2 separate regions of the Homo sapiens genome follow, and region 1 is linked to region 2. A link is an interaction called in ENCODE POLR2A ChIA-PET data of the cell type or tissue named here. Cell type or tissue: PC-9. All regions are shown on one strand.

Region 1 (2,500 bases), 110 kb before region 2:
CTAATGTTTGATATGCTCTGTGGAAATCTGAAGGATTTCTGCCATAGATGGCAAGGCAGAAGGAAATGGAGCTACTACTTTGTTGAGGAATAACTATCTCTCCTCTATAGGCAGGCGAAAGGTGCATGAATACTGGGCACCAGATGCTGAATCCATAGCAGGAATGTTAGCATGGGGTTGTTTAAAAAACATCCTGTGGGAAAGGGATTCTGCCAGAAGCCAAGTTACCCCAACAGAATAAGCCTATAAGATGTGGCCTTCCAGAAAACAAACAGGCTGAGGACAGAAGTGGGAAGAATTCACATAAAGGGGAACTTTTGCCTGCATCAAGGGAATAGCAGACAGGGTGATCCAGCAGGAGAGCCACTGAAGTCACTCCAAAGTGTTCTGAAAATGAAGACACAGCTTCACACCCTTGCCAGGCCTAGAGCCCAGAGCCATCTCCCAATAGCGCCAGACAAGTAAGTGCTTCCCTTATTCTTTCCACTCACTCATCTCATGTCTTCTCATGCTCCAATAGTGGAGAGGCCAGAGCCACTATTTGCAAGCCGAGGAAGGAGAAGTAGGGAAATAAATGAGACAATGACCCCACACTTGCTCAGCAGACAGGAGGCTGGCCCTACCTGAAAGAAAAGAGAAAATTTAAGTCTCATTACAGGCCAGTTTTGATTACTACAAGGGACTAGGCATCCTAACTTCCAAAAGAAGACCATGTTTGCTATTTAAGTGGTGGTAGGGCTTTTTGTGAGCCAAGAGTCATGGGCCTGCTGGAGCTTCCATTGGGGTCACCAAGCATATTTAAAGGACAGGGGGAGCCACCTCACATGGGCATGAAAGGAGTCCTGCCCCTGTCACTTCCCTCCTTTGCTTTGATCTTTCACCTTCTCCGCTCTTCTCTCCAGCATTCTGCTTCATTTTAATCTTGGCTTCTGTGTCAGTTCTCTATTGCTGCATAGCAAATTACCGCAAACTTCATGACTTCAGAAAAGCATGCATTCGCTATTGCATGGTTTCTGTAGATCAGGAGTCTAGGCATATCTTAGCCGCATGTCTCTGGCTCTAAGACCTTTCACAGGGCTTTAATCAAGGTGTCAGTCCGGACTCCAATCTCATCTCAAGGCTCCACTGGGGAAGGATGGGATTTAGGACTCATGTGGTTATTGGCAGAATTCAGTTCCCTGTGGCCTGTTGGATTAAAGCCTCAGTTTCTTGCTGGCTGACAGCTGGAAGCCACCCTCAGTTTCTAGTCTGTTGGCAAAAGGCTGTACTCAGTTTCTTGCCATGTGGACCTCCCAAATATGTCTACTTGCTTCATCAAAACCTGCAAGAGTCTTTTTCATAAGACAAGTGTTACAATCTTATGTAATGTAATTGCAGAAGTGACTCACATTGGAGTCATATTGCCATATTCCTTTTGGTTTGAGGCAGGTCCCAGATCTCACCCACATTCAAAGGGAAGCAATTACTACACACGGCATGAATATCAGAGGCTGGGACGATGGGGGGCCATCTTGCAGACAATTGCAAGTTGTCTGCCACAACTTCTATTCTTCAATCCATGTGTATCTCTAGCCTGGGGACAGGGATGGGGGAAATTGCCAAAACATCTTCAGAGTGAAATGTCTATTAAACAAATATACTGCCCTAGTGTTGAGATAAAACAACTCACAGAGGACAGGCCCAGTGAATTATTATGGGAGGAAGGGTCTGCTTCTTATTTCAGTGTACCCCAAACCTTCTGCAGTGTCAGTTTAGAGTGTGCCGCCTAGAAGGAGCTGGGTTTGGGCTCCAGGGAAGGGAAAGGCTGAGGAGATTAAAAAAAAAAAATCCATCCCATCACACTGACTTGTATGATGCACATGCTAAATACCAGGCCTATCTATGCCCTTTATATGTATTATTCAAATAGTCCTGACAACAGCCTCATGTGAAGGTATTCTTTTTACCTGCATTTTACAATTTTTTTTTAAATGAAGGTTTTATAGGTCTCAGTAGCTTGCCCAGGGAAAGTGATGGATCCAGAACTTGAAAGAGGTTTGTCTGCTCTAACCTGGATCTTATCACCATCTTAAAGAAAATGTGGGCACCTAGACAGTGGAGGCAACATGCAACAGCACTTTATTTGGAATCAGAAGAGCTGGGTTCAATTATCACTCAGTTGCCTCTAAACTGAATGACTCTGGGCTCCTTTCTCAGCCTGCTTGGGCCTCACTTTCATGTGTATGAAGAAAATAATAAATTATGTCTCTTCTTCAGGTGAAAAAAAGTACCTTCACCCTTATTTCCCACCATGCACAGAAAATGAACTTAAAGTGGAGCATAGGCTTAATTGTGAGAAACAAACCTGTGAAATTTAAGTTAGGCAAAGATTGCAAACCTATAAAAGAAAAAAGTGATAAACTGGACTTCATAGAAGTTAAGATTTTTTTCTTTTCAAAAGACACCGTTGAGAAAATGAAAAGAGAATGCCATTGTATGGAAAAAAATTGCAAAACATATA
Region 2 (2,500 bases):
TACATCATACATATCTGTATTTATGGCCTAAGATTCCATACCTACTGCATGGATAATTAATTTATTTAATTTTATTTTTGCTACTATGAATGGTATCCTGGCCTCTTTGGGTGACTTGATGTTGGTTGTCAAATTTAGCAAATATGTATAGGATGTCCAGTTAAATCTCTATTTGAGATAAACAATAAATAATTTCTAGTATAAGTGTATTCCACATAATATTTTGGACATACTTATACTAAAAAAACTACTCTTTGTTTATCTGAAATGGAAATTTAATTGGATGTATTTTATCTGGCAATTCTATGTAGGGCTTTATAAGCTTGAAGAATTCTTTGACAAGTAAAGGATAACTTTTTGCCAGCCTGGCCTGTTCTATAGCTATACACCATACTTTGAGGACTAGGGTTGCTCAGAAGTCAGCGTGGAAGAAGCAGAAGGTAGACTCTCCACTGGGGACACGGAGGAGTGGTGAGCTCTGCTGTCCCTAGTGAACCAAGTGCTTCACCCATGACGTGCCCCTTCGTTTGGAAGACATGTCAGACGAGAGCAGCGGGAATTCTCACATCCAGCCTACTTCTTCCCTGACCTTACTAATTTAAGATGGTTTCCACAATTTTGTGGACATAACTGGGTAATCTAATAAAGGTAGATTAAATTACAGCTGAGTATTTTCAGATCCGAACATGGGAAAAATGTATCTTGTTTCAAAAAACGATAAACCGCCCCACACTTGTTTTGTTTTTCTTTCATCTGGGAACTGGGCAAACAGGAACTATCTCGAGTTATTATATGTGAAAGTCTGTGCAGTTGGGTTGGTTTTTCTAACCAAAAAAAAAAAAAGGGGGAAAAAAGAGGAAGAAAAGAAAGAACAGAAAAGAAAAAATTTAAAAAGAAAACCTTTAAATCCACAAAATTTTTTTTTCTCATACCAAAAATGTAAGGGACCTGAACTACAACTTTAGAAATAGATATTTAATTTTTTAGAAAGTACCAATGTTTCATCAACACACACACACACACACACACACACACACACACACACATTTCTAACCAATGTTTCAACACACACACACACACACACATTTCTAACCAATGTTTCAACACACACACACACATTTCTAACCAATGTTTCAACACAAATACACACACACACATTTCTAACCAATGTTTCAACACACACACACACAAACACACACATTCACATTTCTAAAGGCTTGTTGAGTAAAAAAATGCCAGCTACCAAATCACTTAGGTAATTCTGTGAGCAGAAAAACAAAAAAAAAACAAAAAACAACAAAAAACAACATGGGTTTGAACCAAATGAAATATTGGCCCTGTTTAGGTTCAGCTGGCAGCATATTTAAATACAGAGATTTTGATCTGGTTCAATAGGTTTAGAAAATTAGCATGGTGAACTCTAGGTTTTAGTTCACATTGGAGGTTGAGTCCCAAGAGAGAAAATGATGGTCTTTTCTAATTTGCGTCTTTAAGCCAGTTTGTTTAAAGTTTCCCTTTACTTACTTTTTGTTCAGCAATATTAGGTTGGCATGGTGGTCTCACAAATAACAGCATATCTCCAGTGAAGCGGAGTTTCTTTGCTTAAAACTTGTGGGTATTTCTTGGGCATTTTCTCATGAGCAGAGTGTGATGGACAGGACCCATGTGGAGTCGCACAGGCCAGGGTTGACCAGAAGACCATTGGCAGTGCAGTCTCATTCTCTTTCAGATTCCCTCCAAGAACTGTTTTTCCTTCTTGCTTCAGCAAATGAATTTGGAGCTTCCCAGAACTCAGAAGGTTCAAGACGAGATGCTCAGTGCTCCAGAAAATGCAAGATGCTTTCCTTAACTCAGACAATGCAAATTCTCAATCTATTGGCTGATGCTGACCTTTCCATGTTTTAGGAATAAAGTGTCTGAAAACAAAATGAGAATATGTACAAAAAAGCAACAACAAAAAACTTCAGGGAGTATAAAATATCCAAGAGAACAAACTGTTTTAAGCACTATAGAACTCTTCAGAAACACCTATATATTCAGTGTACAATTACAAATAATTCATAGGTGGTTTCTGAAATATTTTAAGTTCCAGGATACATGTGCAGGATGTGCAGGTTTGTTACATAGGTAAACGTGTGCCATGGTGGTTTGCTGCACCTATCAACCCATCACCTAGGTGTTAAGCCTCACGTGCATTAGCTATTAGCTATTTATTTTTAAAGTTTAAAATTTTTTTTTAAATAGGTAAACCCTCTCCCACCACCACCACTCCCCAAATATACCCCGCACATCCAAAATGTATTTACAAAGCAGGAGGGGTGTCTATCCTGGTTTGATCATACACTCAGCCTAATATCCTAAAATTGCTGTAAGTACAGACCTTTAAATTCAGCCATGTAGGAACTTCAAGCTTTGCGTGGCTACAGTTCCTTGATTTTGCAGTTGAGTGAACTGAAATTCAGAGAAGTCAGGTGAAGCGACTTACCTAAGGTCACATGGT

The links. ChIA-PET counts read pairs that join two places held together with the same protein. Peaks named below come from ENCODE experiments on the same cell type or tissue, not always from the same donor. Only the 100,000 strongest peaks of a DNase experiment are listed, where the experiment ranks them.
Region 1: POLR2A ChIA-PET joins it to region 2 with 7 read pairs; 2 of 35 experiments call an interaction of 5 or more read pairs at or near these places.

The regions. Positions count from the first base shown.
Region 1 is chr5:159,615,775-159,618,274 of GRCh38, forward strand. LOC105377684 (a long non-coding RNA gene) reads left to right here. Exons shown (of 20, transcript XR_941139.3): 18 at 111-461. Among named protein-coding and RNA genes, the nearest start is that of LINC01845, 150 kb to the left of the region's middle. In PC-9, no CTCF peak of the experiment used is centred here; a DNase peak (open chromatin) is centred at 1,387.
Region 2 is chr5:159,721,957-159,724,456 of GRCh38, forward strand. No RefSeq gene overlaps it. Among named protein-coding and RNA genes, the nearest start is that of LINC01847, 150 kb to the right of the region's middle. In PC-9, no CTCF peak of the experiment used is centred here; no DNase peak of the experiment used is centred here.